2 separate regions of the Homo sapiens genome follow, and region 2 is linked to region 1. The links are chromatin loops, found by intact Hi-C in ENCODE. Cell type or tissue: heart right ventricle. All regions are shown on one strand. Links, peaks and the distances in the headings refer to the core of each region. The heading gives the core; the rest is flanking DNA. Region 1 holds the start of LINC02831 (long intergenic non-protein coding RNA 2831). Region 2 overlaps LOC107985891 (a long non-coding RNA gene).

Region 1 (15,306 bases), core at 2,972-10,971:
ATTTATATGCAACCAGTTAGACTCTCCATTCATAAACTCAGTTGTAAAAGAAATCTTCATTTAAAACATTTTTACATAAAACTAAATGCATCTGTGGCCTCTTTTTTGCCTGGCTATTAGAAAATTTAGTAACAGCTATTATTGCAGCCTTCTTTTTCAAGGATTGCTGCAGAATTTCACCCAAAAGATGAGCAAAAGACCTCTTACCCTGACCGCAGCATAGCTGTTGCTGATTCCTTACTGCCCAGGCCTGTGGTGGCAGTAAGGACTAAGGGGTGTGGGTTTAAGGCAGATATAGAAATCTCAGGGAACCTCAACTAGTAAGCAGAAGACAGAAGTCAAGACCTTCTTTGGCTATCACTTACAGTGTTCCTTGAAAAAACTTCCTCACCATTTTAAAGGCCCTGTTTCTCTTTCTGTAAAATTGAGGGTAAATACATTTGTATTCCAACTGCCTCACGAATAGTCAATTAGGTGGTTTTCTCTCACTTCCATACTTAGCAAATCAAAAAAGTATGAAAAGTATACTTTTCAGAACAAGTTCTAATGTCTTCCTCCTGGGAGGGAGGCTGGTCAGGAGTTTCTGTGCACCGGTGTTCCACGAGGCAACTAGGCCACGGCCATTGGAGATTCATCCAAGCTCACACCCAGGAGGTCCCCGGTTAACATGAAGAGCTCATGATACTTAATCCAGTGTTCTTTCTACTGCACTGTGCTGCCAGAACAGTGGTCACCAATTGCGCCACTCCCAAATCAATGTTAAACCGTGCATAAAACAACAGCACTGATTATGGGCTATGCTGTTATTTCAGGGGGACCATATCTAGTTGGAGAAGGGCTATATATGTCGGGTAAGGAATTGAGACTAACGAGACAGCAGAGAGCAGAGGTAGGCTTTTGTGTTTGGTTGATAGCGATGGATTCTACTGTACCTTTGTTTTTAATATTGGATCTTTCTCTGCAAATGCATGGATACAGCACAGAAACATCTATTACCTGTTTCTGAAACATCATCAAAAGCCCCATGGGCAGCAGAGTATAATGCAATGTGCCAACATGACAAGTGTGAAGTGTGTCAAGTCAGGGAACACCATAAATCCCCTATTCAATTCTCAAAGAATGTGATATACAAATGTCCATTCATCTTGCTCTCTCACACTTTCACCATTTTCCAAGGAGGCATCTGATAGGCTAGTGAGGATTCCCTCTGTGCTGAGCTCCTGAGGGCAAGACTCATTAACCATTTGGCTGTCTCTAAAATTATTACATCCAAGCACTCAGGGAAAATAGGAACCTGAGGTAGCATACCACAACTTGCTACTATCATTTGTCAAAAACTGGCACCAGGTAGAAATGACACAGGATAACAAGTCCAGAAGCATCTAGAACAAACAAGAAGGATTCATCATTGAAGACAGGCAGAAAACACCCCCCAACCATCCATCCTCATATCAATTATGCTAGTACAGACTCACATTCCCAAGGCCTAAACAAGTACGGTTCATATTCCCAAGGCCTAAAAAAAACAGTTGGACCTTAAAAAATTAGATTAAATTTTAAATAGAAACCAGACCTAAGAAAAAAATAAGTGCATTGTATTCTGCCTCTTTGTTTGTTCCTCATTAAGTACAGGTTTTCAAGAAAAAAATAAGTTAATGAGGGGAAACCTCAGTATTTGACTACAGAAAAATATATGCACCCTTCTCCCTGCATTGACAACATCAGGAGAGGTGTCAGGGATGTTCAAGACAGGGGAAGGGGTCAGCCCATCAAGAATTGGAAAGATGATCAAGAGGAAGAAGTGCTGTAAGCCTAGAGAATGGAAAAAAAATTGAAAAAAACAGCTAAAGTTTATAAGTACTCCCCAGGTGCCAGGACTTACTAAATTTTTAAAATGTATTATCTCAGTCTAATTTCACCAAAACTCTATATGGATAGTACTATTATTATTCCATTCATAGATGAAGGAAACCGAGGCACAGGAAAGTTAAGTGACTTGAAGGTTAAATATCTGAATTCAAGCAGCCTGCCCTAGAGGCCACAGTGTGAACAATAAAGCCAGTGGTTCTCTGTCTTATTCTTCCATCAGAAGCTCTGGAGGGCTTGTTAAAATCCAGCCCTAGAGTTTTTAATTCAATAAGTAAGACGGGAGTTTGCCTTTCTAACAGGTTCTCATATGATGCCGATGTTGCGGGTCCAGGGACCACACTTTAAGAAACATTGCATTTAGCTATATTGTCCTTTTAAAAGGGAAGCAGTCTAGTCAAAGGGAGTAACATTAGCAAATGCATAGATTAAAAACAAAACAAGTCAGGTAATAATAAAGAAGTGTATCTAACTTTAGCAATCATGTTGGTGACTCCAGTTTAAAAAAAAAAAAAAACCTATGTCGTAACAAAGACTTGGAAATCCTGACGTGAATATTGCAGTATATAGACAGCCATGCCATCCTTTTTATACATAAAGGATGTATAAAACTTTGGGAACCTACAAAGGAGGTAAGAACAAACAAACTCTTACAGGTAAGGCAAGGCAGATGGCTGCATCTTTAAAATCTATTGGCATACATTAATCATGAGTACGCTTAAGTCAAAAGGAAAGATGAAAAGAACACTTTGATGCTGGTGTGGCATAAAATCACACATTATATCTATATCCCAGACAGCTTTCTAAAGAAAAACAAACAAACAACAAAAAGCACCCTCCCAAAACACTAAGCAATATGGATCACTTTCTCCAACTCCATGTCAAAATTCGATCATTTTGTTTAAGTTTAGGAGTCTAGTGGAATCCATTGTCTTTGGAATGTGTTACAAGAGTCAACTGAGACCTTCAAAGAAAACTTTCACTTTTGGATTACAAGAGACACATTTCAACAGAGATGTTTCTCTCAAAAATAACAAAAAAATTATGCTAGTAAAATATTTTTTTAAATGCAAAGTGCTTTCTGTAGTAACCGAAAGTCCCCCAATCCTGGATACTACTTTTATTTCACTGATAATTTTGACATAGAAAAGCATGTACGGAATAAAATCATCCACCTAAGCCTTCTTTGGACATCTTTTACATCAAAGCCAAGAGGACACAAGGTGCCTTGGGCATTGTGACTCTCACGATGAGGCTTACAGCCTATTGAAAGACTTTACGTTTTAATTTATGTGTGTGAATACATTGCTACAATTCTCTCCCAAAATGTCTTAGTTTTAGCCAATCATGAATGTGCAAGAAACCCAGAAGATGGTATAAAACATTTATTTACCTTTCCCATTGAACCCCCTATTAGATCCTGTAAAGCCTACTCAGTGTGGTGGACTCTTTTCTCTTAGTTGAGAAGGGATGAAAGATGTAAATGAAGGGAGAAGAAAAATTTTATACAAAGTCAAATACAGTAAGTACTATGCATACTGCTCAGACAATCATAAGTACATAGGAACTTAGAGGACAGAGATATTACTGGAAATCTCATTAAGCTTTCTTGAGATGCTCTGGATTTCAGATTTGAAAGAAGGATAAGAGAGAACAATAGAGAGGGAACGTTCCAGGAAGGAGGGTGCTTCTGAACAAATGCTGAGCGATAAGACTTTCATTCTAGGATATGCCATTATGAAGAAGGTAGTAAGTGCATTAACATGATTGAGACAGCAAAGACCCAAGTAGGGCAAACACCTGGGACAAAGATAGAAAAGCATTCTTAGGCTTATCAGGGAGGGATGGGGGTGTCACACCAAGAGTAACTGTTAGAGGCAACGGGAAGCCACTGAAGAATTTGAAAGGAGTGACATGAAAAAAGTAATGATTTAAACAGACAAAATGGCAGCATTTCATAGCATATGTCCAAGAGTAAACCATCGGCTAGGAAACCACTACAACAGTCCAGACATGAAGCAACAAAGACCCAAACTAAAGTCAGGCCACTGGTAATGTAAAGGAAGGGATGACTGTTAGGTTCAGAAATAAGGAGAAATCCTTGTCCTGGCTATGACTGTGGTTGAGGAAGGAATAGCCAAGTAGTGATGTCAAGCTTCTCAGTCTCAGTGTCTGGCCAGAAACAGTAACTGAGGCCTACACGGGTTAAAGAACTTGACCAGGCTCATGTTTCATCAATGACAAGGTTGCATTTAGATATATGGGATCTCAGTTTAGTCTTCCTTCCAGTACTTCATGCCACCTCATGCATATTCGTACAAAGCTTTTGAGTCTTGACATTTCATCACACCACAATAACTCTAAAATCATGCAGCACATGTAGCAAATAACTCTAAAATCATGTGGCACAAAAAAAGCAATTTTTTCTATCTCCCAAGTTTTCATTGAAATGAGCACATTTTATTTATTTATTTATTTATTTATTTTATTTTTATTTTTTTTGAGACAGAGTCTCACTCTTTTGCCCAGGCTGGAGTGCAGTGGCACAATCTTGGCTCACTGCAAGCTCCGCCTCCTGGGTTCACACCATTCTCCTGCCTCAGCCTCCCGAGTAGCTGTGACTACAGGCGCCCGCCACCACGCCTGGCTAATTTTTTGTATTTTTAGTAGAGATGGGGTTTCACCATGTTAGCCAGGATGGTCTCGATCTGACCTCGTGATCTGCCTGCCTCAGCCTCCCAAAGTGCTGGAATTACCGGTGTGAGCCACCGTGCCTGGCCAAGCACATTTTATAAGAAATTTTTCCAAATTCTAGTATGATTATTTATAATGTCATAATTATAGATTTTTTTTCTAAGTAGAAATTCTGTATGGTAACCCATTCCCTAGAGAGAGTAACCTCTCCCAACTCCTCATCCTTCATTGATTCAAAGGTTCTTGAGAGCAGGGTTCCTCAACCTTCACACTATTGACATTTTGGCCTGGATGACTGTTTGTTCTATGTAGGGGGCAGGTATTTCAGAATGTTTACCAGCATCTCTGGCTCCACTCACTAGATGCCGGTAGCAATCATCCACTCCTAGTTGTTACAACCCCAATGTCTCCAGACATTGTCAAATGTCCCTTGGGGGACAAAATCACTTCCATTTGAGAATCTCTGCCTTAAAGGTATTTTACAAAACTTACATCAATGAAACTATCATTTCAATTCAACAACTCTCCTAAGTTCTGTCTTTGGATGGTGGTTCTCTTATATGTGTGGGTGGGGGCGTTGGAGGAGAGTTGGGAAGATAAGACTCAATCACCAGTTGCCAAGTTTCACTTTAAACTTCCCCTTCGTGGGGTATCACTGCATCTGGAGCCAAATCGAAGGGGACTTGCTTAACTGGAGCCCAAAAGTCTTCTGTGGTCTTTAAGAAACACATGGCAACAAAGTGCTTTCCATGAACTCACTTTTCACTTAGAATCAACTAAATTCTTTTTTAGCTATTTAGAAGAGATCTTGTACCTCAGAACAAAAAAAATTACAACCATCTTCAGCAAATGTTAATATCTGAGTTATAAGCCCTCCAAAGGAGGGGACAAAGCTGGGTTCCCTCTCCAGAATGACCCTGGACTATGAGCCAAGACCAAGGCTATGGCCCTTTAATCTGAGAAGGACATGCCTCTTACCGTACTCTGATCATCTGCCTCAAATGGGCAGGCCTGCAAGGCAACAAAGTAACTGATGAGACCATCAACTATACTTTCTACAGCTTTATCTTTCAGATTCATCAGGAATTGAGTAAGAAAAAGGGACCTGTTATGTTTAATCATAAACTGACAAGACATTTGTATTTATGTGGCAAGAAGTTACATCTGCCAACCAGGCTCCTGTCTTAAGTAAAAGCTTCATGTCAGCTCTTCTGTTTACTCAATCGTCAGCTGCTTTCTGGTCTCACTTGCTTTACTATATATTTATATTGAAAGAATACATTCTCAGCAGCTTTTAGGCTCTTAAATGCATTTCAAGAGAAGACCAAGTCCAATCACTGTTACTTAATTAACACAATTGTGAAGACTTCAATCTAGCTACACAATAGCTTTCCTGACCTTGCAGAAGGAGGCAGGACTTCATTATTGAGTATATTGTTTCCTATAAACATATAAAACCCCTACAATAACAATCCCATCAGCCGAAATGAAGTTATCTGAGAACAGAATTAAACTCTAAATGACCTTTTGCTCTACTCCGTAGCCCCCTATTAATAATTTCTAATCTAATCAGTGTGGATAAATGCACTAAGGCTGGTCATGCCAGGCACTGGGCCAGCCCGGCCAATTGCCGTCCATCTGATTCATTCCAGTCCAGAGCTTGTCTGGAAAAGACGCATCCCTCGCTGAGAGGCCACTGCCTGATTTCTTCTTTTGTTATCTTTTAGCAGCAAAGTCATGTCCTTGTAACTGATAGACACGTTTCTTTGTAAATAACCCTGGAGTGACTGATAGAGCTTTTGCCAGACAAAGGCGCAAATAGCAAGGCATTACTCATGCCAAGCCGGAGAACACTGTGTCACGGCTGACAAATTTATGGGAGATATGAGCTCACCTCTTGCACAAATATATACTTTCCTGGCAAATTCATCACATGCTTTAATGGCCCCATACTGCATTTGTCAGCTGTCTGTCCCTGTGCCTTGTTGCCTTTGGTTTCCTGTCAAGGATTGTTTGTTGAAATCATCTTACAGCCCCATTCTTCAGCAGTGAGACCCAAGAAAGATCAATGATGACACCTGTATTGATAATATTTTACATTCAACTATTTGGCTGATAAATCATTTTAACAATGCTGATATGTTTATTGAGTGTCTGCCGGCATCACAATGATATGGAAAGCGATGCCAACTTAAATCTTTGCTTTGTTGGTCTGGTTTTTATTTCTTTCTTTTCATTTTCCCATAATTAAATGTGCCATAGTACAGGTTTTACTTCCCCATGTCAATCGCGAGCAAGTGAAAACAGGAGAAGGGGTGACCTTGCGCTTCCACTCATTGGTTTGTTTTGTAAAAAGGTAAGAATGGAAGCCTGGTAGTTATTGTTGGCCAAAAAGGTAGTTATTAGAAGGGAGAACAAGGGTTTTTAGGGTTCTGGTAATGTTCTGTTTTGTGACCTGGGTATTGGGTTCAAAGATATGGTCATTTGTGAAAATTCTTTAAGCTCTATGTTATAATATGTGCATTTTTTTCTGCACATACATTATAGTTTAATAAAAAGTTAAACAAAGATCAGCAAATGAATTACACATACACATGCACACACACATTATAAATACACAGTCTCAGAGTCAGTGTTTTCTACCTTGAGACTTTATATTACCTACAATCCCTTAAGCTTCTCCCTGGAAATATCACCTGTCCAACATGGAAATTACATCCAATAAGCATTTATAAGTGATCCTCTTAGCATCATCTCCACAGAATTTCAAAGAAAATCTTAGGGTTCTCAAATTCCTTAGCCTTTACCTCCTCTTTAGGACACTTTTAACATGGACTCCTGGGTCTCTATGAAAAAATGGAAAGAGACTGAGGCATCAATAAAAAGAAATAAAATTCTCCCTTGGTTTCTTACTCAAATTAACTTTGACTCAAGTCACACGCTCAGTCTATGTCTATGGAAACATTCAGATACATGTAAACATTCAGATGAAAAGTGAAAAATCCAACCAGCTGAATTGACTTACCTGTTGTTGGGAACACCTGTATGTATTGGCCTTATAGGAAGCCCTCAACAGACATTCACTTTCTTGTCTTTGGGCAGAACTGTATCATATGGCACCTCCAGTTGCAAGGACATCTGGAAGACAGAATATTTAGCTTTTTCAGACTCTGTATTAGAGACAGGTAATGAGATCCCCTTTGGGAATGAGCGATGAACTGGCCAAATTACAGTTCTAACTAGATAAGCGAAAGCCACAGCAGGCCAGGTGAAATGGAGGTACGGGAAAGTCCAGGGAAGAGTTGTTTAAATCAGTGGTTTCAACCTGGGATGTTCATTGTAATCACCTGGGTATCACCCTCAGCAATCCTAATTTAATTGGCCTTGGGTGTGGTCCAGCATCAGGATCTTTAAAAGCTCCTGTAAGTGATTCTAAGGCACAGCCAAGGTTGAGAGCTACTGGCTTAAAGAGATAAATATCAAGACTTGTATCCTCAAAGAAAATAGCAAAGGTATTAGGTATCTCACCAGCTATTATGTTTTGTGGATTTAAAGTCAAAGATTAAACAAAGGTTTTTAAGAGCTTATATCTGGAAAAGGAGTAAAAGTCTAGAAAAAAATTATTCCCTGATTTTGCAAACACTTGAGTGACAAACAGGCATTAGAACATGAGCAAGTTATTTTTAAAATAATATGTTGATTAATTAAGGTTCACTCAATCTAATAGTTGGAAATATTCATAGAAAAAGTGGGCAGTCTTATCTGTGTAATTAACTGGAAATACATCTCAGCTCCACCCCTTCCAACAGTGGGGGTCTAGTGTAAAATATTGACCTCTCGTAGAGTCTCAGTTTTCCCACTTATAAAATGCGAGAAATGATTGAACCTACCTCAAAAGCCTTTCTGTAAGGAATGATTGAGATAACCTGGATGAAAGGGTTAAATGTCTGGCATGTAGTAACAGCTCAATATCATCGTTCTTGGTCTCCCATTCAGCAAGCTCATTTACAAGCATTCATGTCACCTACAAAGAATTAGCAAGAATTGGGTCTGAAAAACACCAAGGTGACAATTTAATTACTGTTATATGAGGCTTGATGAACTATTATTCAACTATCCAGGGCAAAGTATTGTAAAAGAGATATAAAATGCTGCTGGAGGGACTTATGTTAGATATGATTTAAAAAAATAGTTAACTATGAAGGCAATAAAACATGATAAAACGTTAGTTGAAAAAGCAATGGTTTCTCCTCAGAAAGTCTGCTTTAATAGGAGATATTTTCATATTTCTAGAATAGTCTAAGCCATAGTGTGGTAAATAAATTAACTTTCAACATCCTTTTTGGTCTTTATGACTCAATAATTGTGACTCAACGATATAAACTTAGGAAGATGAAATTCAGATTTCAGTTGAGAAGCAATGCTGTTTCACCTCCCTGAGAGAATTGCCTTGTTTGTGAAATACTACAGAAAAACCTGTATTTTCTCCAGAAAATGAAAGGTCTTGGCCTGAGTAAATCAAGGCAGAAAACTCACCCCCGTGAAAGCTGCAGCTCTGAGAGTGTGTGGGCAGGGTGAGTGTCACAGGTTCAGGTTGTCTGGACTGCCCTTGGGACCCCAGCTCCTCCTTTCCATCATGTTGCGGTCCAGAGTTCAGTTCATACCATCCCAGATGATTTGGGGGTTTGCTTCCTCACTTCAGGCACTCTTTAAATAAGAGGCCTTGTCAGTGGCTCTTCCATCTGGCAGAAAGTGGGTGCTCAATAAATATTTGTTGAATGAGCCTGATCATTCTGATGAAAAGAGACCCCTTTGTTCTTTTGGGCCATTGGGTTTACCATTTACTAAACGGCCTGTGGCTTCCTGGTCTGACAAATTTATAGCACCTGTTTATGTCTTTCTCACCCACAGGCTTCAACAGAATACCTGTGGCTGCACTTACAAAAGGCAGCCAGAAGGACCCGTCCATTCTGGAAAGTACCTTTAGTCTGAAAGGTACAAATCAGAACTTTCACCACATTCCATCTGGCACTCACTGGTGGTGCCAACACCTCAAAAACCCTGCCGGGGCCATTTGTCACCATGTGGACACAGACAGACCACCAGTGAAAGTGGAATTTTTGAATGAGCTTGAATGACCTGCCTATATGTGTAGACAGCCATGGTCACTTTTTCTCCGTAGGATTAGATGTGCTGATTCTAATGTGGTTCACATTAGGCTATTTTCTTTTAAAAGTGAAATTTCTTTTGGAAGCCTGGACATTTCTAAGACGACTTCACATCTATTCACTCATCTTGCCTTCCAAAACAGCTGCTCACAATCTGAATATTAGACTACAAATAGCAAAAACAAACCTCTGTTGTTATTATTACTATATTATTAGGGTTTTTTTAGAATCCCAAGGAATTCTTTATATAATGTAGAGTAAGCTATTAGAAGGAAATCATTATTTTCAATGTGGTTCATCCCATGGAGGTATGGATGGAGAATCCCTGCTCTTTCCTGGAAATGGATGCTGGTTCTTTAGAACAGTGAGTCTTCTTCAAACTGCATAAAATAATCATTATGACATAATCAGCAGCAGTGTGTTACACTCTTGTCATTTTTCCCTAGTGCATTTCCAGGTCTCTATCAGCAGAATTGGAATTACTTCATCATTTTCAGCATTTCTTTTTCCTTTCCAGCATTTATTGCAGAAAAAATATGAGGCTTGCTGGTAGTATTCCCAGGTGACAAATGTGCACCCAACACCCTACAGAAAAGAAGAACCATAAAATAATTAATTATTCCATTGTAACTCCTGCCTGGAAAACATCTGGTATGTAACATCACATTATGCTTCATGTGGAGTGTTGTGAATCATCTTCCTTATGCACAGATCTTGTCTCCTCACTTAGATAACAAGCTCCCTGAGGGAGGGGAGACCACCATTTATTGAGAGCAAACCTTAGCCCATTACGTATTTTATTCTCTGTATTACCAACATCCCAGTGAGGTCTTTACAGATGAAGGAAGTGTGGGAGGTTTGAGTCATTCTTCCAAATGCACACAGCAACTGGGTAACATTTGGCCCCACCCTCAGCTTGGGCTCGTCAGTGGAAGTTTGCTCAGCAACAGAGACCAGCATCAATAATCGTGCTCAAGAGATTAGTATTATGAGCCCGGTATTACCGGCATGTTTGTGACATGAGTACTCCTGAGACTTCTGGAGTCAACTTTAAGAACAGCCTCGACTTTAAATATCAATGTTGGCTCAAGACCTGATTCAACATATTTTGAAAAACTCAGTGTTCTCCCCTCCGATCCCAGCATTAATTGACTAATTTAAACTAAAAATATATTGGGTGCCTTTTGTGTGCCAGGCATTATACTATTTGTTTAGGAGAGAGTGCGAAACAAGACAGAGAAAGTCTCTACCCACATGGAGTTTTCATTCCAGTGGAGCAGTGTGTTATCTATTATGGCATAACAAAGCACCCCCAAACTTAGTGACTTAAAATGAGAAACATTTACTGCCCTACAGTTTCTGTGGGTCAGGAATCTGGGTGTGGCTCAGCTGGGGGCCTTTGACTCAGGGTCATAATGCTACAAGGTGTGAGCTGGAGCTGTGGTCATCTCCAAGCCAGCTGGGAGGAGACCTTTTTCCAAAGTCACTCACACAGCCTCAGGTGTTTACAGGCCTCAGGTCCTTGCTGGCTGTTGGCCAGAGGCCTCAGTTCCTTGCCACAAGGGCCTCCCCATAGGTTACTCACAACATAACAGTTTGCAGCCCCCAGAACAAGGACCCCAGAGACAGAGTGAGAGAGGGCAAGAGAAGGCAAGATGCAAGTCACACTCTTTTTGTAACCTAATCCCATCACATTTCCTGAATTCTGCTCATTAGAAAGAAGTCACTAGATTCAGCCCACATTCAAGATGAGAAATACCAGAAGGCAGAGAACACTGAGGCTGTTTTAGAGGCTGTCAACCCCAGGGAGACAGACAGCAAATAAGTAAGCAAATAAATAAAAATGGAAGGTGATAATAAGTGCAATGAAAAGAAATGAAGCAGAGTAAAGAATCAAGAGTAGCAGTTGAGGGGTGAGTATTTTAATTAGGATGGTCAAGGGAGGTCTCGTTGCAAAGGTGACATGTAAGTTAGGATCTGAATGATATCTGGGATCCAGCTATGCCAGCATCTGGGCAAAGAGCTTATCAGGCAGAGGAGCCACAAAGTGTAGAAACTTGAGATGGGGAGGAGGTTGGTGTCTAGGAGAAATGGCAAGGAGCCCAGTGTGGGTAGATCAGTGGGAGGGAAGGAGAAAGTTGGAAGAGAGGAGGTCGGAGGGGCAAACATGAGCTAGGCTGCACAGGGCTTGGTCGACCATGGCAGAGAATTTAGAATTTATTCTGAAAGGAATGAGAAGCCATCGTGATCAGATTTACATTTTTAAAGCTCACCTCAGTTGCTGCTGTAGAGAAAGGGTGGTAGAAGGGCAGGAGAGGGAAGAGCAAGATCAGCTGAGAGATGACCACAGAGGCCCTTGTGAGATGGGAGGTGACTCACATGAGAGTAGAGGCGTCTGAGGGGCTCATTTGTCTCTAATAGTCTGCCTTCTACCCAGTGTCTCATCTTCTGTAACCATCTCACCACATAGGTTGACCCCAGTGTGGGCTGTCACCTCATCCCCTTTTAATTCCTCTGCCAAATGATCACCAACACAAGGAAGTGTACATAATGAACTCTACTCAAGTTCATGGTACCCCAAGGGGCTCCTGTTCTCAGAGCAACGCAGCAAACAATTTAAAATGTAATATCAAACACTGCCATTATAAAACAACTTGGCCCATGCCCCCGCTATCCCTGATGCCCACCATGTTACTAAGCCAACCTCTCTCCTTTGATCTTGTAGCTCCACACTTCCAATTTTTCTGGGTCCCTCATCCCCTCTTGCTCTCAGGCTGCTCACACACAAAAAAGTTTCCGCATCTTTTCACGTAAGAACAATTCGATGTCCCCTTTATTTTGCCTCCTGCCTCTAGATCTTGACTTGAGGTTTCACTTTTCACAATCAAAATACCCTATCAATGTGTTTTGCCAAACAATATCAACAGCAAATACATTTTCCTAAGCAGGATGCTTGGATGTTTTCACACCACTCTGACACATGGATGGAAGGTTAGAAGACAACAAAGGAATGGGCTGGGAAGGACTCCAAAAGCAGAATCAGAGATTATATCATTCCTTGGAAATGGAGAAAAGGATCAAAAAAGCTGAATAAAAGGTAGTCCCAGCAACAATGTCTCCTTGTGAACAGACTTTTGAGTATTTGGCTTTGTTATCCCCCAGAGAATACAAATGTCTCTATGGACACCAAGGTCATAATAACTCCACTTCTCCCATCCCCCTCACACCCTTTGGCAGCCTCATATATTCTCATTATAGTAAACTCAATTCACCAGAAAATTTCAAGAAAATTAAGTGCTTCCCTCTTCGACTGTTTACGTTCATTTTGACTTACTATATGAAGAGTCTAGGTACCCATAGAGTGTTCAGATTCTGCCAATGATGTCATACTTCAGAAGTATGGAAATGACTGAGGAAGAATTAATTTCTGATTCATGTAGCAATAAATTGAGGCTTATTGACTTGAACAGTACTTTTGCCAAGAAATTTTTGCTGCCAGAGTTTATTTACAGAATGTCATGATTTTCCAAAACATTATTGCTTCCTTTTTCAGACCATGCCTTCTGACTAGAGCAGGTAATTTGGGGAGGATTTACACATAATTATAGCCCGAATCCCTTAATTTATAAAATTGCATAGTACTTGGCTCATTAATGGCTGTTGAAAATGCTGGTCTAGTAAAATCATAAGGAGAGCTTTTACCTGGTGAATTTAGTTGTTGAAACAAAGTTGGACCCATTCCCAAACATAATCTGGAAACAGTCAGTCTATTGGGAAGGCACTGCCCTGAATGGATGGGCAATCTGGTGTTATGGACTGACCATCCTTACCCACTGGACTTGGCATCATCACCAACCTCTTTACTCAACTCCTTTTGGGCAATTAAGAGTTCCATGAGGATACTGACAAGATTCCAAAAAGCAATAAAATTACATAATGTAGTCCTGGTGTAGATAGAGGATTCCTGGTAATGACTCTGGGGCTTTTCTCATGAGCACATAATAAAGTTGTGAGCTGGACATAAAATACTCAAGACACAAGGAAGAGCTTCCCCACAGTTGCAGGTGTCTGTAGCTATCTATCTACTTTGTCTTGTTCTCCCACCCACCTCAGGCCCTGAATTGAGACCTGGTGAAAGAGGTAGTCTGAATTGTATAGAAGAACGCAGAAGTAAAACGGCTAACTTACCTGATTTCTATTCCTAAAGTTTGAGGGAAGGCAGAGTCAGATTTCAGGGGATAAAAGAGACTGTTGTGGCCCAGACTGGACTTTAGTTTCCTTTGTGATAATTGTGCTTTCGTGTGTGTGTGTGTGTGTTGGGGAATGGGGGGTATATGTATGCTTGTATGCATGAAAAGTTTACAAATGTTTCCAATGACAATATGGTCCCCAAACTAGGTTGATCATCAGAGTCACTTGAGGAGCTTTTAGAAAATACAGGCACCTGAACCAAACCATCCTGTGTCACAGGAATCTGTGCTTGTGAAACAAGCGTCCATTTAGGTGACTCTGATTGTTAGCTAGACTTAGAACCACCATTCAAAGACCCATTCCTCACCTCACCCTCACCATTTCTGTGCCAGCTCTCTTCCACTGATTTAGTTTCTCAAAATTTTCATTATCTTGTTTCCTTTATGTTTTAAACTGCATTTAGTCCATGCAAACTGTTTCTTTCTTTGGTTTACAAAGGTTCATCTTGCCATGTGGAGATATTTTTCCAATCCCGAAACATTTGCAATAATGGGGGATTCAATTCTATATTGTATCTCCAAATCTCTTAATGTCCTAAAATGGCCTCACCAGTCAGTAGACTCATCAATCTATGCATAACCAGATCTATGGATGTTTTTTAGGTCCTGGGGAAACCTCAACTGCAGACTGGTCAAGTGCTGCCCAATGATCTAATGACATGTTCACAAATTTGTATCCATACCAATTCTAGGCAAACATGGAGGAACAGAGTTTGGAGCAATACCCTGACTTACATTCAGTACTGTTAATGGCTCCAGCATCTTGAAACAAACCAATTTTGGATTTTCAGGTAAAGTTTGGCAAATAATTTTTCCTTACTTAAAGAAGAGAAAGGGCTTAAAATGGATTACATACAACTTTAAAGTACATGTTCTTACAAAACAATAGCTTCTTGAGCTAATTCTAGATAAATTAGTTATAAATGAATCAGAAACATATGGTTGCAACTTTTCTCTAAATAAAAGGAGACTAAAAATTCAGGAAAGGATCTAGAGACAAACATGAAGTAGATTTTCCAAAGGCCTAGACAATTGTTTAAAACACTTTCCAACAACTCAAATTTGTCAGGTTTAATCAATCCTTTTTTTTTTAGTCTAGTTGTCTGAATTTAAAGATATCTAAAAAGAATTGGTGTTAAATGAAAGATTTTAACACATTTCAAACGGAATTAGTTTTCAAACTACAATGTAATTGTGGCAAACTCACTAAGGATAGGAGGTAAAGTAGATGGGAACACACTCAAAAGACCAGAGCTGGGCATCCGCAACTTTTAAGTAATTTTTAATAAAAAGAGAGAGAAAATACTTGAAATTGAATGATAGTTGAA
Region 2 (15,306 bases), core at 4,917-12,916, 110 kb before region 1:
ACATGGCACACATTAAACTCTGGATAAATATGAACCATTACTGTAACACATACAGGTGATTAAATAAGGACTGGCTACCATGATGTTCTCAGATGCTCAAGCGAAAGATGTGGGGGGCATCTTTAACCCTACCTTTCCTCTCATCACCACAGCAAATCTGTGACAAAGTCCTGTCTTTCTTAATTTTAAAATAAATCCTAAATCCATACTCTTCTCTCCACCTCCACTGTAACTGCTGGTACCCAGGGCACCATCATCCCTTCCGGCCGATGGCATCAGCCTCTCACAGGTCCCAGCTTCCAATCTCCTTCCTCTCTAGTCCACTCTCCAAACTGCAGCCAGAGCTGACTCATAAAGTTACAAATACTATCAAGTGGGGGCACTTGTGAACTGTCCTCTATTTCTCTTTGTTTTTAGAATAAAACCAGACTCAGTCCCATGACCTTCAGGGTCTGGCTTAATTTGACTCCTGTCCCCCTTATTCACTTCATCTTATTCCACTTTCCTCCTTGCTTGCTTATGGTCAGCCACAATGACCACATTTTAGTTCCTTATCAACATCAACCCTTTCTCCAGGTACTCACTCTTCTCTCAGCCTGCACTGTTCTGTCTCCCATTCTCTCTTTTTTAAATTTATTGATTTACTTATTAAAATTTTTTAATTTTTAATTTATTTTAAATTTTTTAAAATTTTTTATTTTTAATTTTAAATATATAGTACATAGATATATTTGTGGGGTACCTGAGATGTTTTGTCTCCCATCCTCTTAATGGCTGGCTTATTACTATCCTGCAGACCTCTGTTCAAACTCTGCCTTCTAGAGAAGGCTCTGTCTTTCCTGCCCAAGGGGGCCTCCTTTATTAATTGGTAATCTCATCCCCTGGCTTATTTCCTCCATGGCTTTCATCACAACCTGTAATTATCATCTGTGTTTTTTGTTGTCTACATCTATGAACAATGACATCAAACACAGTTGTGTGTGGTGTGTTCTCAACAAAGAGTTACCTGTTTCTATAGATGTTTTATGCTAGATGTTGGGGAAATACATTTTAGCGAGACCATTTTTGTATTCTCTCCAGGATGTCAAGGAACTTGAGGTGTATTGGAAGCCCTGTAGAAGTGGAAGTGGCAACAACACCGTACAAAATGCTATCATGGAGCCAAGCACAAGCTGCTAACTTTGTCTGGTGTTGGGGGATCGGGGAAGGAAGGGTTCTAAGTGAAGTGTCATCGCGGGTAGGCTTCACTGAAGAATGAGAAGGGATTATCTCAAGAAGTAGGGAGGAAAGGACATGCTCAAGCACTTCTCTGCCCCTAAAAATATCAAAGACACATTGACTCAGCAGAGCATGCCACACACAAAAATCGTGAGGGGTCTCAAGGGAGTAAAGTGTGTCTGTTGAGAATAGGATATGTGAGAACAGCACACTTGAGTGTGATGGCTCAGAGGCTGGATTCTGAAGTCAGACCACCTGATTGGAATTCCAGTTCTGTCACTTATTAGCTGTATGATTGCAAAAATTTACATGGCTCTGTGAGGCTCAATTTCCTTCTCTGCGAAATGGGATTTCTCATGACAACTTCCTTAAAGGAATCCTGTAAGAATTAAATAAAATAAATATTTTGCAGAGTATCTGACACATACTGACTGCTGAAAAAATATATATAAAAAAACAAGAGTACCGGAAATCATATCACTCAAACACTTAATACTTTAACATGTTAGTGTTCCAGGCTTTAGAATAGGGAATACATAAATATATATTTTTGTGACCTAAGAGTGGGAAAGGATTTCTTAAATAAAATTGAAGAAGTGCAAAAAAATGAGACAGAAAATGGACGCATTGGATTGTATTAAAGATTTCTGTTCAATTGAGGTTATCATAAGTAGACATATGGCAGAATGAGAGAAGATATTTGTTATTTCTAAATCTGAGAAGGGATTTTTTTATCTATAAAATAAAAGGAAGTCCTTCAAATCAACAAAAACCCAGCAAATTTGATAGAAAAATGGACAAGGGATATAAACAAAAAAAAATCATAGGCAACAAAACCCCAAAGGCTAATGAGCATAATAATTGCTTAACTTAATTTTTATCAGGGAAAAACAAAGAAATAAACATTGAGATATCCATTTATTTTAATTAGACTGACAAACTAGGAGCTGGAAAATGCCCAGTGTTGGCAAGCATAGGGGATATAGAAAGTATAGACTGGGCTAGCCATCCTGGAGAGCAATCTGACAGTAAATTAGAAATATACGTAGCAATTCCACTCCCCGGTATATATCCCAAATATATTCCCCAAAAGTGTCTTAGAAGATATATCTGTCAGGATAAGTTCAGTTGTGTTGTGAGACAAAGAATCCCCAATCTCAATAGTTTGAAACAATACAAGTTAATTTCTTGTTCATACCATGTTCCATTACACATTGGCAGAGGCCTCTCTGCTCATCCAGTCTCTTGAAAACTATGCTGGCAGAGCAGGCTCTTTTTGAACATGACTCATCCCTGTACCAGGGGTGAAAAGCATGTACTTGTGGGGGTCCTCCATGGGCAACTAAATGCCCTAGCCCAGAAATGATATATGTTACTCTTTATACAATTCATTGGCCCAAACCAGGCACATGGTCCACCTGACAATAGGGCGTCAGAAATTACAATCCTACCATTTGCTGCCATAGAGTGCTACTCTCTGACCAGCACAAGGGACATATACAAGAATATCTACTAGAAGTATTGGGAGGTGGGAACATCAGCTTAGATGCGTTCATATTAATACATTTGAATTTTTAAATCACGGTGTCGAATTAAATAAAAGAAAATGAGATAAAATTTTTAATAAAGCAGATATTTTTACATAAATATTGTTTTATGTAAAATAGTATTTATGAACTATTTATATAACATAGTATTTATGTAAAAATACCTACACATTTTATACAATAGACATTTCCATGGCTCCACCCTCTGGGCCCAAGTTTCTACCCTAAGGGCCATACCTTCTTTTCCTTGAAGGGTAACACACATTTGCAGCTGAGTAGTTTCATCAGCCAGTTTCTTGCTTGTAGAATTTGGGGAGTAAAACAATCTTCCTCCATTCATCCTTTATTCCTTTTGATTCAAGCTGGCAGTGTTTATATAACTGGTAATGTTGGTATAACATTCTCAAAAACCTGTGGGTCTCCTGTATATATCATAAAATTCACACAATTAGACAAGAAGGTCTCCCACAGATCTTTCCTGGGTCACCCCATCTCCATTCTTCACTTCTGCAGATAGTTGAGAGGAATCATGAGCCACTCACGTAATCTCTTCAGCAAAATGTTGTCCAGCCACACCCTGGGCCTTCTCTCCAGAGCACACCTTCCTTACAGTGAATATACTACTTTTTCTGTCCTTTGCAGTCTGATAGGTTGAGAATTTCCAATATCATCAAGCCCTAGTCCCTCTTTATTTAACAGTTTTCCTGTCAGTTTATCTCTTCTCACATTTTACTACAAGAAGCAAGAAGAAACCTGGCTTCACCATCAATATTCTTCTTGGAAATATCCTCAGCTAAATATCAAAGGATGTTGCTTCTAAGTTCTGCTTTCCATACAAAACTGTAGAACACAATTCAGCTAGACTTTCTGCCACTACATAGTAAGGATCCCCTTTCCCGGAGTTTACAAAATCATATGTCTCATTTCCTTCTAAGTCTGCACTAGCATCAGCTTTAACATTCATCTTTCTATTAACATCCTCTTTATGACAATATATGTATTCTCTAGGATAATACAGGCTTTCTCTATCACGCTCCTCACTTCCTTATTAGTCCTCACCAGCAGCATCCTCAGCAACCATTTTTCTACCAACAGCCTGTTTACAACAATCTAGGCTTTATCTGTCATGCCCCTCAAAATTCTTCCAGATTCTGCCCATTATCAAATTCCAAAGCCACTTCCACATTTTTATGTATTACAGCAGCATCACATTTTCATTACCAAAATCTGTATTTGTTTCCTGTGCTTTTCACAAATTACCAGAAACTTGGTGGCTTAAAGCAATAGAAATTTATTATCTCACAGTCCTGGAGGCCAGAAGTCCAGAAGTGGTTCCACTGTGTTGACATCAAGGTGTGGACAGGGCTGCATTCCTCTGGAGTGCCCAGGGGAAGGTCTGTTCCTGGCCTCTTCTAGCTTCTGGTGGCTGCTGGCATTCCTTGGTTTTTGGCTGCATCATTTAAATCTCTGCCTCCATGTTCACATTTCCTGGATTTCCTTTGGAGGGCCATTGTTGGGTCTATCACAAATATTTATATGTATGCTCATATACTCTTTTATAATGTTAACATAGGAAATTATACTACTCAATTTCTTAGTGTTGAACCACACTTATATTTTTAAAACTCTACATAATAATCACTTTATCCTTTTGATGTCTTTACAGTTTTTCATTTTATGGAACTACCAGGCTTTATTTATGAAACTTTACTAATAAACATTACAGTTATTTTCAACCTTCCTGTATTATTTTATTATTGTAAAATTATTACATATGTACACATAATCTTTGTGTATTTATCCAACTCCTTCATTGGAATATATTCCCTGGAGTGGAATTGCTCAGCAAAACATACACATTAAAATTTTTTTATTTACCTTACCAAATCACCCACCAGAAAGTTTCCAATTTAAAACCTCATTTCTCATCTCTCATCTAAGAGAGTTTCTCATTCCCTCTGCATCTTGCCAAGTTCAGAGTACTAACAATTTATTTTCATAAGAGGTAGGGCATATTACTTCAATGTTTTCTTTTGTATTGCTAATTAAACAGCTGTTTTATTTTTATCAGTAGTCCATTTATTCCTGCAATTATCAATCTTTTCTTTTTTTGCAAGAACTTCTATAGATGAAGATAGTAGCCTTTTATATTAAGATAATAACCTTTTTGTTTAGGTTTAAACTATATTTTAGTATTTTTTCATTTTTCACTCACTTCAACTCTGTTAATATTGCCTTTAGTTATATAAAGGTTTAAACTTTTTAGGAACTAGATTATGTAATGTTGTTTTAAGAAAATCCTTCTTTACTCCAGGAATATCAGCCATTACTGTTAAATGTGACCTTACTCTCAATCACAGGATGGTGAGGTTTTAAGAGCATTTGTGTTTCACTGAGTTATTTTCTGGGTCAATTCTGGGCTGTCCCGATACTTTTATTTAATACCGCCTAAATCTGCCTCTTGAATGCCAAGGTTTGGCAAACCATCTCAGTTGGCAAACCATCATAAAAATATTCCGCAGAGCCATCTTGATCAACCTCTTAAGTCAGATGAGTGTTTACCTTACCTATTGTTCATGTTTATTCTGGGTTTTTATAAAGTTGGGGCACTTTTTTTTTCCCTTCTGTTTTCTTCCACTGAAAGCTGAAATCACTGTGCTCTAGAAGCAAATAACTAAAATGAGAGAGGGAGCAGACACCTGAGGGACGTCACACAGTTCTAGTCTCAAAGTTATTTAGGGGTTGATGAGTATGAGAATCACAGCGTGGTGTGTCACAGCTGACATGTGGTGTCTGAACTACTTTTGTCAGTTTGTGTACTATTTTAATCCCAGGAATAAACAAAGAAAAAAAAACTTGCCTGATACTAAAACTTTGTTGGATATAAAGTCAACTTAGAGCCTGAATTCAGACACCAGTTCTAGACAATAAGAGGGTACATTTTTTCCCCTCTCCTTAAGTAAAGAATTTTTTCAGGGTCAGCAAAAGTCCAGATGAAGTAAATGTTAAAAGATGTGCCTCCATAATAGTTTATTTTTCTGTCTGAATTCTTAATCAGGTCCATATTTAGATTGTTTGCATTCATCTTAATCACTTATCAGAACTGTTTCTTTCCTATATTAACTAATATCAAGGGATGGATGAGAGCTATCAATTAAATTTTGCTCATGCCTGCCTCTCTTGAGGACTAGTATGCTTTCCTTTAGAGCTGTAATCAATGCAGATCCCTTCAGGGTATCCACCCTTGCAACAGCTGTCATCCTAGCTTACCTCAATGAGGTCATCACAGGCACACCTAGTTTTTTTAATTTTTCCTCTATAATTAATTTCCTTGAGTCACTGAATACCTTTATCTACCTTCTGCCATAAACGTCTCATTTTCTCTAATATCCTTATTTGCAGTAAGTCAACCAGAATTGAGCACAACATGGCTTTTCCTTTCAATGGCGCTGAAATAATTTCTTCTGACTCATGCTCTGCACACTGAGCAGTGACAGGACAGTCTGTGATTGTTTGTTTAAGCACTTGTATGTTAGATTATTTAACTGCTTGTTTAATTGTACCTCACTGAGTGTTCTGCTCTCTGTTAAGCCTTGTTATCATTTGAGGCTATTCACCAAATACTTCTCTCTTATTCTAAATGGTTCGAGGAAAATATTTACCTTATTTCCTCAATTTTAAGATGCACTACCCCCACCCCCAACACACATATTTTTACATTTCTGCAACCAGAATATGTTCTAGAGTCAACGTGCACATTTAATGTAGTGTTTCCCTTCAAAAAGAGTGTCTTAGAATGGCTTAGAAGCCTAGAGCTGTGGTAAGTCAAAGATACATAAAACTGTCTCATGTGTTCCAGCCACTAACGCATGATCTTAACTCTTTTTTTGACTTTATTCCTCAGGTGCTTTGGGGGAAAAAAGTACATTTGCATTTCATGAGTTTAGGCCTGAGCTTTTGTAGTTTAGTATCATTGACTCTCCTTCCTCTTTGCTATTTCCTCCCATTGGATCATTATGGTATTATTATTAAAAAGTAAACTATTCCTGGAGACCCTCTCTGCTTTTGAGAACATCTCCCATCTCCCTTCCACTTAGACACACACACTACCTTTTTTATGCCTGGCCATTTGGCTTTAGTCTTAACTTCTTTGCCCCTGAGTCTATGGAGGAGTCTTACATGTTGCCCATTATATCAAAGCTTTGTGGAAGTCAAGGGTGGATTATGTATAAACACAACTTTCTTTGTCTTGGCACTTCCTCATACATTTTCATAAAATGTTAACTGCTGAATTCCATTAGCTCCAAAAAGAGAGTGAGTAGAATGCCAGGTTTGAATGTTAAAGTTCTACGTTAAACTTTCAAAAATCTAAAGCCATCTTCATTATCTACAATCCTTAAAAAATTATCTAATCAAAATGTTTACTGGATGCAAACATTTTCAGTCAGCACATGGAAGTCTGAGAGATAGGTAGATGAAAAATAGGTATATGTTTGTATCTATAAAAGTATGTGAGTATTTTTGCTTAAAATCTAAATAATTATTAGTGTATTCATTTCTACATATACATAAATTGATATGTAATTGTGGATTACATAAAATTGATCCATGTGATTGCGTACATGTATAGAAACATGTAAACTTAGCCATACCTTTATAAACCATACATAATTCATTTAATGACGTGCAATAGAAACTAGGTTAAAATTTGAGCTCTGCCATTGTCTTACTTTGTGAAACTAAGTCACTTAAATGTTCTGACCCTCAGTTTTATCTTTGTAAAATAAGTATGAAACAATAATGCTGCCATACATACCACAGAGGCCTATGTGGAGGATCATTCAAAAAACTTTTTTAACTATAAAATACTTTATAAATATTAATAATGTTTAATGAGATATGTATAAATACCTCAACTTACTCATAAAAAATCCATATTCTTAAAATAGTATATTTTTCAACAATTTAGTATTTCTTTTTTATTTACAGCTGATATGTAACACAAAATAATTGAAACTTTCTTTTTAAAATGAATTGGTTTAAAATATATTAAATATATATTAATCTATAATGTATAAATAATATATAATATATACATAAAATTTATCATATATATTTATTGTATTATATATAGTTGTACATGGTTTTAGATACCATAAATATATAGTATAAATTTATAACAGATGTCAACTTATTTTCAGTGGTCTTATCTTCAGTAGTCTAGTTCAGAAAACCTATAAGAAAAGGAAAAACCTACTTTTAAAAGTTATGTTTATTTTCTAGCTGCTTAGGTTTAGCATACAAACCTATATAAATGTGATTTGTTAAAATAATGGCATAAGTTACATGTAAATTTAAGAAATGAAATCAGTCCTATGCAGATATCTATGGCCAAAGTTATACTGCATGATCAAATACTTGCAAAGACCTATCATAGCCTTGCAAAATTAATCTTAAGTTAAATATAGTCTGTGAGGCACTGCTGCACTGGAGTTTCTGGATGTCAAGGTCACCCTAGAAATGTCCCAGGAGAAGGCTCTGGATATCACTGACTCAGACATTTAGAATCACCCCTTTTAACACTGTGCTTGCTGAGACTTGCAGGTATATTCTCTGTATTATAGCTTGTAAATATAGAGAAGCTTTCTCACAGCAGCCACGCCTATGAGCATCTTCAATGACTTTACCTCAAAATCAACCACATAGAGTCAACTTGGATGAAATCTTTATTGTGAAGCCTCCATTCTCATGTGAAAAATACCTTTTTTGGTGGGGGCGGATAGGGTAAAGAGCCTTATAGTCTTTGTCAACTGCTCTCAGGTAGAATGACTAGACAGGGAAGAGCAACATCCAGTGAAGTACAATTTGGTTTACAGACCCCCAAAAAGTATCACAAAGTAAACTGCTGGATCTTCTTTCACAGTTGCACATGTGTCTGTTCCCACCTCTTCTTAAACTTACTGCTTTCCAGTCAAGCAGCGGAGTGTAATTCCCCTGTACTTGAATCTAGAGCAGCCTTGATAATTGGTTCTTTCTGGTGGTGTGCAGGAAATGCTACCCCCAAAATATGGCACCATGGCATACTAAGTAGTTTCCATTTAAGGAAATTGACAAAATCTGCGGAAGCAGGAAGATCTCTCTGACCTGCTCCTGTCCCCTCTCTTTTGAAGCAGGTCATAGAAACTGAAATTCCCCTCACTCTTCCTTCCATAAAGCAGGACATAAAACATAGGAAGGTCATTCTCTGACCCTTTCTCCCCTGAAGACCTTCCTGTGGCAGGTGTCCTGACCTACACCTGGAGAAAAGAAATGTCACACAGAGAGGTCAAGAAGAGTCTGAATGAAAAAGGCTTTGCTAAAGTCTCACCCCACCTCACCCAGTTTATTGCCATTAGATCACATCCTTTTGTCTTCTAATCATATTTCTATGTGACTGTCCACAGTTTTCCCTGGGTCTTTGGGTCTTCCTCTCTGGAGGCGCCTATGTAACATAAAACTTATATTAAATATATCTGTATGCTTTTCTCTTATTTGTCTTTTGTTATAGGGGTGTCAGCCATGACCCTTGCAATGGGTGAGAAAAGGAATTTTTCCTCCCCTACAGTTCATAGCCAATAAAATGTGTAAGAAGTGATACAGTGTGACAGGTCATAAAAGGTGACATGGCTTTGGCCTTGTTCACCAGGACACTAGCCTTTTGAGCCCTGAGCTGCCATTTAAGAAGTCCAATCCTGGGCGAGGTGGCTCATGCCTGTAATCCCAGCACTTTGGGAGGCCGAGATGAGCAGATCACAAGGTCAGGAGATCGAGACCATCCTGGCTAACATGGTGAAACCCTGTCTCTACTAAAAATACAAAAAATTAGCCGGGCATGGTGGAACGCGCCTGTAGTCCCAGATACTAGGGAGGGTGAGGCAGGAGAATCACTTGAACCTGGGAGGCAGAGGTTGCAGTGAGCCAAGATCGTGCCACTGCACTCCAGCATGGGCGAAAGAGCGAGACTTCATCTCAAAAAAACAAAAACAAAAACAAAAAAAAACAACGAAGACAAAAAGAAGTCCAAATATTCTGAGGCCGCCAAGCTGTGAGAAAGCCTCACCCACAAGGAGGAGCCACACACTCATGGACCTGGCAACAGCCTCAGCTATAGTTCCAGCTGACAACCAACATCACCGTCACACATAACTAAAAATGCCTCTAGGTGATTCCAGCCAATAGCCTTTGCATCTTCCCAGCTCAGGCTGCAGATATCATGGAGCAGAGAGGCAAGCCAAGCCCACTGTGTCCTGTCTGAGTTCCCAACCCAAAGAAATTATAAGCATAATGAAATGATTATTTCATGTCGCTAAGTTTTGGGATAGTTTATTTCATTGCAATAGTAATTGAAATACCTCCTAAGTAAAAAAAAAAAAAAAAAAAAAAAAATCTTTCTTTCACTATCCTCTCACAACACACTTCTGACACCAGATGTGTGGGGATTTCTCCCCACCAGCAAGCAATTGATCAGTTCTGCAGTGGACACCAGCTGGCTGTCCTCCAATTCAATTCTGACACTATCTACTTGGAGATAGCATCAGATCTTGTGGGTTGAGGGCTCAGTCCCCAAAACTGCCCCCTGCCCCGACACACTTTGAATGCCAATTACAAGCCCCAGGATATTTTATTTTACCTATGTGTTTGTGACCAACTGGTTATAAAACTATAAAACAGGGTTCTTTGGGCTTGATTAATTTGCTAGCATGGCTCACAGAACTCAGGGAAACACATTTACTGATTTATTACAAAGATTATTACAAAAAATACAGACGGAGAGATGCATAGGGTGAGGTAAGGGGAAGCGGCCTGGAGCTTCCATGCCATCTCCTGGCCCAACACCCTCCAGGAAACTCCACATGAGCTATCTGGAAGCTCATCCAAACCCTGTTTTTTTAGGTTTTTATAGAGGCTTTGTTACATAAGTATGATTGATTACGTCATTGGCCATTGGTGATCCTCTTTAACCTTCAACCTCTCTTCTCTTCCCAGAGTTGCCAGTGTGGGCTGAAAGTTCCAACCCTCTAATCTGCCTTGGTCTTTCCAGTGACAGTCCTCATCATGAAGCTGCCTAGGGGCTCCCAGCCGTCATTAGCATACAAAAAGACATCAGCTAGAGATTCTAAAGATTTTAGGGGTTGTATGTCAGGAAATGGGAGGAAAACCAAATATATATTTCACAATACATATCACACCTTCCTTCGACTCTAGTTTGGGCTCCTGACTTGCTTTGGTCAACAGAATGAGGAAAAAGTGGCAGTGTGCCAGTTCTGAACCTAGGGCTCAGGAAGACTCGCCTGTTTCTGTTTATGTGTCATGCTCTAGACGTCACAATGAGAACATGCTTAGACTAGCCTGCTAGAGAATAAGGGACATGAGCCATGCTTAAGTCATCCCAGTCATCCCAGTTGAGGACAGCCTAGATCAACCAACAACCAGCCAAAATTCAGACATGGAGCAGAGCCACCTAGCTAATGACTCCAGACAGAGAATAAATGAATGTGTGTTGTCCAATGCTGCTAAGATTTTTGTGGATTTTTAATTAATTAATTACTTTTTAAAAATACAGATTCTTGCTCTGTTGCCAGGCTGGAATGCAGTGGCACAATCATAGCTCACCGCAGCCTCTACCTCCTGGGCTCAAGCGACCCTCTGGTCTTGCCCTCCCAAAGTTCTGGGATTACAGGCGTGAGCCACGGTGCCTGGCCTTGTGGATGTTTTTTAAGCAGCATTACTGCAGCAGATGATAATCAATACACCATTTTAAAAATCCAGAGAAGACATTAATAACACACCCTCCTTTGGTCTCATAGTCCCCTTCAGCTACTGCCTTGTATGTCTACTTTTCTTCACAACAAAACTTCTCAGGTTGATTACCTACTGACAGTTTCTACTCCCTCACCTCCCATTCTTTCTTCAGCCCTAATCACTCTGACTCCTGCTCCCACCACTACTCTGGAATTGCTCTCGTCAAGTCAGCAATGACTCTCATGGTGGCAAATCTGATGATCAAGTTGCTTTGTGATCTCACTGGGCTCTGTAGAAGCGTTCAACATATTTGATAACTCTGTTTGTCCCTTTTTTTCTTTTGGCTTCTGAAATACCTCCAGGTTTTCCTCCTATTTCATTGGTTATTCTTTTTTTTTTTTTTTTTTTTTTAGATGGAGTTTTGCTCGTGTTGCCTAGGCTGTAGTGCAATGGTGTGATCTTGGCTTACCACAACCTCTGCCTCCCAGGTTCAAGCAATTCTCCTGCCTCAGCCTCCTGAGTAGCTAGGACTACAGGCATGCACCACCACGCCCAGCTAATTTTGTATTTTTAGTAGAGACGGGGTTTCTCCACGTTGGTCAAGCTAGTCTTGAACCCCCAACCTCAGGTGATCCACCCACCTTGGCCTCCCAAAGTGCTGAGATTACAGGCATGAGCCACCATGCCCGGCCGGTTATTCTTTTTTTTAAAAAAAATCATTTTTTTTGCATTATAATGAACCTTTGCTCGTTCATTTTTTTTTTTCAAATACTTATTAGGCACCTATTGTGTGTCAAGCATTTTTCTGAATGTTCTGGTCACAGCAGAAAAACAAAACAAAATCCTTGCCCTCATGGGGCTTACATTCTAGTGACAGGAGACCGAAATACACAAATAAACAAGTAAGTGTATATCACATGGTGATACATTCTATAGAGAAAAATCAAGCAGATACAGGGGGATAGATAGTGATGGGGTTCCTATTCTAAATAAGGTGGTCAGTAAAGTCCTCATTGAAAGGGTGACATTTGCACGGACCCCAGAAGAACATAAGGAGTGAGCCATATGTCTTCTGAGGGTGGAGTATCCCAGACAGAAGGAACAGCAACTGCAAAGGCCCTGAGGCAGCAGTGAGAGTAGCAGGTCCCCCTGCCTCTTTTAAATATTTTATTATACTCATTTTCAAATCAATCGCTTGGCTTTTCAAATTGAAAGCTTCACTAAGAAAAAACAAAACAAAACAAGAAAACAAAAAAAAAAACAACAATGAAGCAATCCCTCACAAACGAATGTCTCAATTTAACACAGTTTAGGGTATGAGGAAAGGAAGGCCTTTTATATCTCATCTTGGATCATTTGCTCCAGTGTTCTGGAGCAGACTCTCTGATCTCTACACAAATGCTTACTGCTTATCTTTAAAAAATCTTTTTAAATGGTGACTCAGCTGGGTGCTTTCCAGTCCCTCTTCTCTTTCTGCACTCATGCCTTGGGGGAGCTCATCCATTTCCATAGTTTAAAATACCATCTAGAAGCTGACAATGCTCAAGTTGACAAGACTAGTCAAGACCTTACTGCTGAGCTTACTCAGATTCCAATAACCAACTAGATCACATCTAATGATCTAGATGTGATCTTGACACTTCCACTCGGGCATCTCAAAATTACCTACTTCCAAAGAGAACTCTTTATTACATCAATACTCCACAAAACTCAACCCTATCGCCCCAGTATTTTCCGTCTTTAGAAATGGCCATCTACTCAGTTGCTCAAGCCAGAACTCTGTTATCATCCTTGATTTCTCTCTTTTCACTATACCCCAAGTTCAAATTATTAATCACTTAGACTGTACCTCCACACCCAGGCACTTCTTTCTATCTCCACTTCACCCATCCTGTGCCAAGGCACCAGTACTGAGTACCATATCCATGATATTCATGGGAGAAGCCACTGCAAGTGTAAGATAAGAAAAATGAATCTAGACCATATCATCACACAACCCTATTTAACTAAATTTAAGATAAAGCAAACTTCCTAAAAGGCCAAACATATATATATATATATATATATATATATATATATATGAATATAATACCCAATGTTGACTTTTTCAATTAGTTTTATATTTTGCTTATGAACAGTATTTTATTTATGATATTGGATAGATCCCTGTGTATAGTGAGTTTTAAAGTAAAAATGAGCAAAATTTAGGTTGAGAAAATATTCAGAGGTGTGGAAACATCTCAGTGCTTTTTGTAAAGTCACTTTCATTTCTCTGATTTTATGATTTTTATATGTTCTAAGATGAGGTTGACAACTCTGGCCCTTTCTTACTCTAGTCTAGTTTATTAAATTATTAGATTCCTGGCTTTTACAATGTGAATAGAGTCTTTTGTGAACATGAATAACTATTATTTTAATAATAACTCACCATGCTAAAAATTGGCATTTAAATTTATAAATAAGATCAGAGCTGCTGACCTCTTTCAGTGAAGAAAAGAACAAAAAGAGTTAAGTTAGCAACTCATTCTGATAGTCCACCTAAATCAATTAGGATGTTAAATCCATGCATAAAATAATGTTTAATAAAAATCCTTTAAAGGGAAAATTGTTTCATTTTAAACTGAATGAATACAAAAGATGACATGAGTTTCCCGGATTACCACTATGAGGCTCTAAGACACCAGACTCAGGCATTGCTAATAGTTCAACAGTAATTGGAATATTAATAGGACATGTCATTCTGATTATATAGAATATGCATCAGAGTATTTTACCAAACCCTTCTGGATTGATTGGAGATTGCCAGAGAATAATCTGATTGTTGCTTTTCTCAGTTTAAAAGCCCCATTTCAGTATGCTTCTCGCAGACTCTATTTGAGGACATATTCAAAATAAAATCGATGCATTTATAACTTAATTAGCTGGTCTATATTGATTCGTGTTCCAGATATCCAGTTTGCATAGCATTATTGCTTTCACTAACTACTTGTAAATATATCCTAGGTGCCATATTGGGTTAATGCACTAGTTTTTTCCCCCGGAGGGAACTGAACTAGCAGCTGCCATAAGTCATCAGTAAAGTTCTATGTTTCTCAGTTTTCTGCTAGTCAATACATGTTAATAAGATGTCAAACTCATTTATCACTTAATCTCAGTCAAGTCCTGGGCTCTGTATATAACATTAGATCAGAAATGGTTGTTTTACAATGAATGTACTGTTCAAAAGTGAAGGGAATCTTGGCATTTAAACAGTTGGCTCTCTCTGCTCCATGGTTTATATAAAAGAGGGGTCAGGATGTCACTGGAACAATGACGCAAGAGCATAACCTGCCAGGGTTTGGATCTAGTCACCTGTTCTCATCCTGCCCAGTTTCAGAAGCGGAAGATGACTTTTCAACTTTGCCTGCCACACGTTTACCCAGAAGTTGTCATATAAAAAGAAAAAAGAAATCAGGCCATATGTTACTTCAATATTCTCCTGACTTAAAAAAGCAGTGGAGTCCATGCTATATGCCCAGGACTGGTCACTCTTCTCTAATTACATCAAGTGAATTTTTGAACTTTGCTCTCATAACATGCAAATATTCCCCAAGCAGTGGAGGAATGGCAAAACTCAACTCTTGAGGACTGAAGCAAACAGAGGCTTAAAGATGTAAATGGACTTCAGACTTGAAGCTCTGGCTCTCTGGGCTTGTTTAGGATGTCATTGATTTACTTACTCCATAAAGGTGGAGAGAGAGAGGATGGGGAGATAGGTTTA

What was found. Peaks named below come from ENCODE experiments on the same cell type or tissue, not always from the same donor. Only the 100,000 strongest peaks of a DNase experiment are listed, where the experiment ranks them.
Region 2: it touches region 1 in a loop (9-fold over the local background); 4 of 110 quality-filtered maps call a loop at or near these places.

Annotation. Positions count from the first base shown.
Region 1 is chr2:67,555,332-67,570,637 of GRCh38, forward strand. It overlaps LINC02831 (long intergenic non-protein coding RNA 2831), which reads left to right and starts at 8,969. Exons shown (of 7, transcript NR_183413.1): 1 at 8,969-9,134; 2 at 9,472-9,555; 3 at 10,246-10,379; 4 at 11,445-11,553; 5 at 12,677-12,825; 6 at 14,671-14,769. It overlaps LOC105374786 (a long non-coding RNA gene), which reads right to left. Exons shown (of 4, transcript XR_001739524.2): 2 at 9,097-10,313; 3 at 8,451-8,584; 4 at 1-7,698. RefSeq lists an enhancer at 10,321-11,520. In heart right ventricle, for the core only: no CTCF peak of the experiment used is centred there; a DNase peak (open chromatin) is centred at 6,254; H3K27ac peaks cover 3,305 bases.
Region 2 is chr2:67,440,550-67,455,855 of GRCh38, forward strand. It overlaps LOC107985891 (a long non-coding RNA gene), which reads right to left. Exons shown (of 3, transcript XR_001739520.2): 3 at 3,030-3,187. Among named protein-coding and RNA genes, the nearest start is that of ETAA1, 51 kb to the left of the region's middle. In heart right ventricle, for the core only: a CTCF peak has its summit at 9,862 (motif pointing right); a DNase peak (open chromatin) is centred at 9,967.